Regions from separate parts of the Homo sapiens genome. Here region 1 is linked to region 2. A link is a contact called in ENCODE Hi-C or POLR2A ChIA-PET data. All regions are on one chromosome and are shown on one strand. The core of a region is the stretch at or near the end of the contact, and the rest is flanking DNA. Distances in the headings are between cores, read along the strand shown. Region 1 overlaps ADAMTS9 (ADAM metallopeptidase with thrombospondin type 1 motif 9). Region 2 overlaps ADAMTS9 (ADAM metallopeptidase with thrombospondin type 1 motif 9).

Region 1 (4,556 bases), core at 1,567-4,066, 110 kb after region 2:
TCTAAGGCTTATTCATTTTTATCCATAGCTACAGTGTTAGTTTTATGGAACAGAGTCTGTATCTCACAGCCCTTTAGTTATCTTCCTTATTGACCACTACATGGACATGAAATAAGGTTGGGTTATGAACAAAAATAACTTAATTAATCATCATCTGTGATTTGTAGTACAGAGTACTGAGACCAGGGCTTGCAAACCAGTTGCCTACAGCTATATTCTTTTTGATTCACACAATTCAGATTTTTCATAGAAAAGATTCGGAAGCTTTGCCAATATTAGACTCTTTTCTCACTGCCGAACAATCAGCCAGACCTGAGTAGTGCCCTGCACTTGGTCTCTACAATACAACTATTGTATTACCCCAGCCTACTTAGTTCCTTTACTTCACCTGTTTGCTTCTCAGTACAATAGAGTTTGCTATCCGTGATCTAAGCTATTAAAAATAAATGAGACTGCTAGGGGAAATCATTTTACAAAATCCCAAAGCAGCTGGGGTCTTAAAAATGGTTGTTGGTTTTTACATCAAAAAATTGTTCCTATAGACTTCTTGGTTCCCAGCCTAAATAGGTTCCATGGCAAGTCTGAGGAAGTGCCATACAAACTATTACTTACTTTTACTTACCTATTATTTTCTATTCCTTTTCAACTATGTATGTCTTAGATCCATGTAAAATTGGATGTCATTTTTTATAATGAAGATAGCAATTTATTATCTATAAACAACCTTCCCCCACCCTCCACCCCGCCCATGTCTGCTATGACAAATGCTGGGAAAAAAGTCCATGGACTTTATTTAAACATGTCAGTCCTAACAAGGTTAGGCTGGTAGAGGTTGCCATGGTCACACAATGAGAATTATTCTGAAAGGCAAGAGACTCCCAATCTGTAAAATGTCAGGTTGTGGGATGGGGACCTCAGCTGTCTCACCTGTAATACAACTAGATTGATTAAAAAAGTAATTCCTTATCACAGAACACATTATTGGTGGGAAAAAAAGAAAAAAAATAAAAAGTAATTCTTGATTTGGGGTCCCAGGTCCCTTGAGGTCTAACTAGAAGGAATATATTAGTCTACAAACTGGATGAAAATGTCCAATTTTTTTGTTTCCATGTGAAAATCTATCTAGTCACTCCATTAGTGTGCTATCTTTTTTTTTTTTGCCTGCTTTTTTTTTGTTTTGTTTTGTTTTGTTTTTGCTTTTTTGTTGTTTTTTTATTTTTATTTTTTATTATTACTATACTTTAAGTTTTAGGGTACACGTGCACAATGTGCAGGTTAGTTACATATGTATACATGTGCCATGCTGGTGTGCTGCACCCATTAACTCGTCATTTAGCATTAGGTATATCTCCTAATGCTATCCCTCCCCCCGCCCCCCACCCCACAACAGTCCCCAGAGTGTGATGTTCCCCTTCCTGTGTCCGTGGGTTCTCATTGTTAAGCTCTGAGTGTAGCAGGGAGAGTGAGACCTGCCTGATTGTCAACACTAGGAAACAGACCGACCACAAAACCATCACCTGTTTGGTAGATAAAACTTTGAATAACAAAGGATCTTGAGAGTAAACAATAATACAGGGGGAAGTGCCTGGGAATAGACTTTGGGTACCGTGGGTCTAAGCAGCCCTTGAAGTTTACGTTCTTTCTAGCTCTCTAAGTTGGAATGTACTCTTCACCCACCAAATTATTCCCTTTAGGAATTTCATGTTCCTGCCACGGCAGTAATAACAGTTATACATTCTAGGACTTACTCTGGTCTGTTGCACTCTCGAATGGCTGTTTTGATGCCCCCTCCACATGTTCTGGAGCAGGTTCCAAAGGGACTCCAACTTCCCCAGGATCCATCTGTCACGGGGACATCCATTTCTTTGGGAACACAAAATCCATACTTGCAGTGCTGTATTTAATAAGGGGAATAGTGAGGGAGACTTGGCGCTGTGAGTTGTTACAGGACTGGCTGTCCTTTTAAACACACCATACTGTAATTCTTTTCCATGTGTGGGTTTGAAATGCTGCAGGTTCATCATCTATATGAATAATGGAAGCTATAGGGATTTTAATCTCACACTTAGTGATTTTAGGCTGGGTCTTCCTTTACAGCTTGCTTGAATAAAACTGGCCAGTGACTGGCTCCAGGCTGACAGGGTAACTCCAATGGCAAGCTTCAAACCACTCAATTAGTTTACTTGGAAAAACCAGGAGTGGAAATGGGAAGGGTGGTTATAGACAGGGCCAAAATGAGTTATAAGATTTGCATAGTGAATTTCCATCAACAAGGCCTAGAGAAGTTACAAGTCTGGTAAACTATAATGCTTTATTGCTCCCAATTTTAATTATATTGGAGAGGGGGGAAAAAAAAAGCGAGTTACATGATTCTTATAAACACACTCCAGGAAAGCGTCAGGATGAGACGAAAGCAAAACGGACACACTACAGAGAGCCCTAAACTTTATGACTTGTTTGTTACTAGCGGTTTCAGATTCTCCAGCCTGGAGCAGGAAGAAGGCCATGACGTTTAAAAAATAATAATAAAACAAAATAAAACTCCTCAGCAGGACAAGGGAGGAGAGAAGCCATTCCGACCCTCTGCCATTGTTGGGGTGTGAAGCCCTGACACAAAGCCGAGGTCACTGAGCAGTGGACAAAGGAAAAGTGGCGGCAGTGGCCACAGGAGGGTGACGCCCCGCGGCTCGCTCAGATCTCTGAAGCGGAGCTGGTGGCGACTGTCGTGATTTATCCCCAGGGAGGACACAGCCACCAAGAGGGGAGAGGCAGAGAGGTCTGAAGGCCAGGGGGTGGGGCAGTATGCAGGGAAGGTGGAAAAAGAAGAGGTAGGTGAAGGTCTCAGTGGGAATAGCAGGCCCCACCCCCACACAAGGCTTGGTAAACAATTATTTAAACAGTGCAATTAAGCTTTCTCCAGTCTGCCTGGCCTCCTCCCTTGTAATTATCCTCTTACAGTATCTGAGGGCACGTCCCTTTCCCTGGGCTGTTTGGCTGAGGCTTAAGATGTTCTGCATCTGAACCCTGGGTGACTCAGGACCCATGAAATGCGCACTGAGGCAGTGGGGACTACGTCGCTCTCTGGAAATCACTTCATATTTGTCTTTACAGTGGTTGTGAACATTTCTTAGAAAATATACATATAAAAATAAATGAACAGATGGACGGCTTTGTCTAGAGTACCTCTGTCCAGTAGACACAGAACATGAACCACATATATAATTTAAGAATTTCTAAAGTCACATAAAAAACTAATAAAAAACTTAAATTAATTTTAATATATTTAGCCCAATCTATCTAACACATTGTTATTTCTACATGTAGTCAACATAACATTACTCAATAATTTTTTTTTTTTTTTTTTTTTTTTTGAGACAGAGTCTTCCTCTCTCACCCAGGCTGGAGTGCAGTGGTGCAATCATGGCTCACTGCAGCCTCAACGTCCCAGGCTCAACTGATCCTCCCACCTCAGCCTCCCAAGTAGCTGGGACCACAGGTGTATGCCACCATGCTCAGCTAAATTTTTTTATCTTTTATAGAGACAGTTAGGGGTGGGGGTCTTAGTATGTTGCCCAGGCTAATCTCAAACTCCTAGACTCAAGCAATCTGCCCTCCTTGGCCTCCCAAACTGCTGGGATTACAGGCATGAGCCAACACACCTGGCCTACTAATTAGATTTTTTAATGCTTTTTTTTTTTCATACTAAGTCTTCAAATCCTGGGATGTATTTTATACCTAAGCACATCTCAGTTCATGTCGACATTTTAACATAGCCACACGTGGCTGGTGGCCACCATATTGGACACAGCAGGTCTAGACAGACAAAACTTAACAAAATACAACAGGTCTCACTGGGACTGGTAACTCTTTTACAAAATAACTCTGTGGCCTTGGGTGAGTCCTTAAAGTCTGTTTCCACAATCAAAAAATGGGGACCTACTGGCCAAAATTATTTGGAGTATAACATGGGACAAAGTATGTAACATACTTAGTATACAACTTAGCACATGGGGGACCCCACTTAAATAACAGTGGCAATGATAATGGCAAACATGTACACTGCACTTAATATTTGTCAGGCACTGTTCTAAGCATTATATATACAAACTTAGTCCTCACAACACACTACGAAGTAGGTACTATTATTACTTCCATTTTTACGAAAAGAAAATGAAGGGACAGAGGAGTTGATGCCAAACATCACAAAGAGGCAGGAATGGTACTGAAATATAGACAAGACTTAACAGTGCATACTCTTAACTGGGACACATGCTGCCTCTTAACTGTGAGCAAAGGGGACAATTTCCGACATCTAAATAAGGACTGAAGTTTTCACCAAAAGTAAGATTAATGAGATGGCTAGGTAAGACTGAGACTCCAGATTATTCACTCAATATCCATCCTCCCCTTTATCTTGGCAATAGAACCTATATTTTCCAAAGTTTCCCTACGGATAGAGGTGGTCAGAGAGATGTAAGCAGAATTCACTGGGTAGGATTCCTGAAGAGGCCCTTTGAACTCTTTGGCTTCATTCTGCGGGGAAGTCAGACTCCATG
Region 2 (4,541 bases), core at 582-3,081:
GAAGGCTGTAAGTGGCAGCGGTTTCTGACCTGGCTGTACATTTGAATCATTTGGGGAGCTTTAAATTCTACTCCTGCCAGGTCCCCCCACCCTTAGAGATTCCGATTCAGCTCATCTGTGTGGGAAGGACCTGGGCAGGTGCATTTAAAAATTCCTCAGGTGATTCTACTATACACCCACGGTGAGAAACAGTACACAGTCGACACGCTCCTCAGTTTACAATGGGGTTATGTCTCAATAAACACATCGCAAGTTGGAAATATCATTAAGTCAAGAATGCATTTAATATATCTAACTTTCTGAACATCACAGCCTAGGCTAGCCTACCTTAAATGTATTCAGAACACTTGCATTAGCCTATAGCAGGGCAAAATCATCTAACACAAAGCCTATTTTATAATAAAGTGTTGAATATTTTGTGTAATTGATTGAATACTGTACTTAGTGAAAAACAGAACGGCTGTATCGGTACCTGAAGTAGGGTTTCTACCGAGCGTGTTCTGCTTTTGAACCATGGTGAAGTTGAAAAATCAAGTGGAACCGTCGTAAGTCAGGGACCATCTGCACAGCACAGTGTTTCTCAAGCTGTACTGTGCCCATCACCACCTGAGACACTGTTCAGCTGTAGACTCTGACTCACTAGGGTCTGGGACCCAGAACCTGCATTTCCAACGGGCCCCCAGGTGACACTGATGCACTGCGTAGACCACACCTTAACCACCCAGATTTTAGAGGGTGAAAAACTTATTATTGTAGACCCTGTGTATCTCTAATTCTCCAGATATATCGCTTAATAAGTTATCTGTCTTCTAGCTCCATCTGTATTTCAATTTTTCTAAATAAAAAGAAGAGGTCATTTCCCCTCGGTTCATAGAACGAACCGCAAGCTGGCTAACTGAAAGATATCTGAGCCACACTCTCGACAGAGGCTTCTTCCTGCTTTTACCTCCCTGGTTAGGTGGTTTTTCTAATTACTTGGATGGTTCATATGTTCACCTCTCGAGGAAGAATTCACCAGAAGTGAACAAGGCTCTCACACTTTAATCACGTGTAAACACTGCACCCTAGGTTTATTTCCTAAATGGTCTTCCTGACACTACAAAATGGCTTAAGTGGGAAAGCACATTCGTTTGCTCCTTCAGCACCACTACCACAGTAATAAAGACAAGAACGAAAGAAAGAAATAAAAATTCATCTCCCAACCCATCTGTAGAACCTTACCGGCGACTTCTTGATGTCAGAGACAGCATAATTCCCTTGTGATATCCATCTGGCAGATTCAGTTAAAGACAAGCCGGTTCCATAAAGGTTGATGCTAAAACGACCCTGGAAAACACGACCAACAAAAGAGATTTTCAGTCCATGTGATGTCCTCAAAAAAGCAAAGGCAAAGGTGATACAATAAAAGGTACTTTGGAAAAGAGAAGGATGTTGATTAATTGTGATAGCTACTAATTATTGATAGTATTTAGTTTTGTTTGTTCAGGGCCAGCCATTCTTCATGCATCATGTTAGTCATCCTCGAAAGAGCTCTACGAAGGAGGTTTTCTTTACAGATAGGGAAACTGAGGCTTAGCGGAAGTGATTAACTTCTCCAGGATACGGTAGGAGTCCAACTCACATCCTCCTGACTTCAAAGTCCTTGCTCCATTCGGCCTCCCTAACACAGCAGTCCTGATGTTGCTCACAATTATCAGATTCCTTCAGGAACAAAATGTCACAGTGTAATTTTTCTAACAAGATCTTGGTGCCAAGCTTCCTGGGCTTCCAGCTCCCTGGGGCGATTAGCACACCGCGTACTAAGCACAGCAGGGCGGGACTTCAAAGAAGAGGCGCTTTCCCCAGGACGGTCAGCAGAGGGCAGGGTTGGCCTGCTCAAGACCACCTGGGCCTGGAGGATGCGGCTTTCAGGCTCCGGTAAGGGAGATCTCCCAAACCCCTCCCCTCCGAGGGTGCCTTTCAGAACATGGCCTCTGGTGCCTCAATATTGATTTCTAAAGAGACGGTGCAGCAGAAAGACCCTCTCGCTGCTTTCTCCAATTGTCTCTCTCACTCTCTCTTTCAAAAATGACTCGCAAAGGCATCTGAAATACTTTCTTCTTGAGGCTTCCTACTCCACAATGAGCAGTTTCAGAGCTAAAAATATTCCACATGAACACTCCTGATTGCTTTCTCTCTGAAACTGACAAACCAGCACTTTGTCAAAACAGTCTTTTATAAACAAGAAGAGAGGCAAGGAGGAGCTCACAGCTGATCAGACCCGCGTGTAAGAAAAATTCTTTCACCTGTGATTGGATCCTGGCCAGATCTTTTCTCACCTCTTGGAACCTCAGTTTATTCATCTGTAAAATGGAAAGCACTAAAACTCTCTTCCCTCTGAGCACCGTACAGAGGACTAAAAGAAATCAGCTATGGCTGGCGCTTAGTAGATATGCAAAAAGATGGTATCTGTCTTACATTTTCTAATTGTTTTGTAAGTGTTCGTGTGATCTCTTCAATGTAACAGTAAGCTTATTGAGAGCAGGGCCTTACTATTGCTTTGTTTATTGAATCAGCTATGGTTTGTAACATACGACTAGCCACTTAAATATTATATCCCAGCTCCTCAATTAAGATTTCCAGGACTAAGTGTAGCTTAGAGGTCTCTCAATGCCAGTTCCATAAATATTGACTAACAAAAGTTTATAAACACTTCTGGAGTGCTAGATTCCACAAGATAGAGGTGACCAGAGGACTTAGTTTGGACTAAATCAGTGGTTCTCAACAGGGCACGATTTTGACCCCAGGGGAAATCTGGCAATGTCTGGAAACATTTTTGTTTGTCACAACTGTGGGGGGGCAGGGAATGGTGCTGCTGTTGGCATCTGGCGGGTAGAGACCAAGGATGCTGCTGCGATGCACAGGACAGCCCACAATAGAGAATTCTCCAGCCCGAAAAGTGCTGAGGCTGATTGAAAACCTGGTACAAAGGGTAGATTTACCCTAGAATCTTGCTCCCTTCTTTACTTTCAGCATGACCTCAGGCAAGGAGATCATCTGTAAAATGGATTAGTAAGACTTAACCTGTGAATAGGAGGTGATTAGACAGAAGGCACAATGCACGTCACGCATTACCTGGCAGACAGTAGGTAATATTTAAAAAATATTTTTGGGCTGAGTGTGGTGGCTCACACCTGTAATCCTAGTACTTTGGGAGGCTGAGGCAGGTGGATCACCTGAGGCTGAGAGTTCAAGACCAGCCTGGCCCAACGTGGTGAAACCCCATCTCTTCTAAGAATACAAAAATTAGCTGGGCATGGTGGTGTGTGCCTGTAATCCCAGATGCTCGGGAGACTGAGGCAGGAGAATAGCTTGAAGGCAGGAAGTGTAGGTTGCAGTGAGCCCAGATTGTGCCACTGCACTCCAGCCTGGGCAACAGAGTGAGATTCCATCTCACATATATATACATATGACATTTTTATGACAATATGCTACAGAGGTTCATGGTTCTTATGTGGCATGGCTGCCATGCTCAGGTGTTTTTGATTGTAGCTGCACTGAAGCCCCCTCAGACACCGGATTCTGTATGTTGCATTATTCCATTGGCCATTTTCTTTTCTTTTCTTTTCTTTTTTTTTTTTTTTTTTTGAGACAAGGTCTCACTCTGTCACCTAGGCTGGAGTGCAGTCGCATAATTTTGGCTCACTGCAACCTCTGCCTCCCGGGTTCAAATGATTCTCCTACCTCAGCCTTCTGAGTAGCTGGGACTACAGGTGTGCACCACCACGCCCAGCTAATTTTTATTTTGGTAGAGATGGAGTTTCACCATGTTGGCCAGGCTGGTCTTGACCTCAAGTGATCCACCTCCCTCAGCCTCCCAAAGTGCTGGGATTACAGGCATGACCCACCGCACCTGCCACCCCCTCCCCCCAAAATTTTCTTATCTTACTATCATTCCTGCCCCCAGGAGTGGGTCCACATAACTCAAAGTGCCCAGGCCATCCTAGTGCCAAGAATGTCCCTCTTTTCTCCCTCCATTCTGCTTTCCACTCAGACTGCCTGTCCCACCTGCACTGCAAGAGAAAGGAGACTTGATCTGCTTTGGCACTGAAGTTTTCCGGAGGTCCAGGCGGCTGACCCAGCTTCTTTCTGGACAATGCCCCCAGCCGACCTGGGCGTCCAGTGTCTGAACATGCTCAATATATACGTCTACTAAGTCTGCCTTCCCAGAGGGGTTGATGAACCCAGATGCAACAGGAGATCATCCTCCTCATTCTCCTTCTGCCCTTTCCAGTTTAGGGATCTGCATTTCAGCAAATGTCCTAGCTGATTGTTAGCACTCTGAAAGTTGAGTTCCACCAGAGAAGTAAAGACCTAATGTTCTTTCTGGCTCTGCTCTGGGACATCTTTGCCCTTAAAGGCCTTATCTTCAAGGTCTAAAGGGCACATGAGTTGTAAATACCACCTTCTGTTGCCTATTCTAAAGAAGAGTGATTGAGAGTTATACGTTTACTAGTTGGTCCGTAAAGGTTTGCAAAAGATGTGCTTAGACCAAAGGATAA

The links. Hi-C counts contacts between places; a loop is a spot of excess contacts on that map. ChIA-PET counts read pairs that join two places held with the same protein, here RNA polymerase II (POLR2A).
Region 1: a map of heart right ventricle shows a loop between it and region 2 (2.7-fold over the local background). The contact joins two enhancer-like sites. A Hi-C loop is called at or near these places in 4 of 168 maps with a recorded cell type or tissue (Caco-2, endothelial cell of hepatic sinusoid and heart right ventricle). POLR2A ChIA-PET finds 5 or more read pairs at or near these places in 1 of 52 experiments (OCI-LY7).

The regions. Positions count from the first base shown.
Region 1 is chr3:64,640,100-64,644,655 of GRCh38, forward strand. It overlaps ADAMTS9 (ADAM metallopeptidase with thrombospondin type 1 motif 9), which reads right to left. Exons shown (of 40, transcript NM_182920.2): 12 at 1,749-1,894. Among named protein-coding and RNA genes, the nearest start is that of ADAMTS9-AS2, 42 kb to the right of the region's middle. RefSeq lists an enhancer at 2,200-2,701. Within about 2 kb of position 2,817, at least 3 of the 41 ENCODE cell types and tissues checked have a DNase peak (open chromatin) inside an H3K27ac peak, as active enhancers do.
Region 2 is chr3:64,531,945-64,536,485 of GRCh38, forward strand. It overlaps ADAMTS9 (ADAM metallopeptidase with thrombospondin type 1 motif 9), which reads right to left. Exons shown (of 40, transcript NM_182920.2): 38 at 1,222-1,326. Among named protein-coding and RNA genes, the nearest start is that of ADAMTS9-AS1, 27 kb to the right of the region's middle. Within about 2 kb of position 1,832, at least 6 of the 41 ENCODE cell types and tissues checked have a DNase peak (open chromatin) inside an H3K27ac peak, as active enhancers do.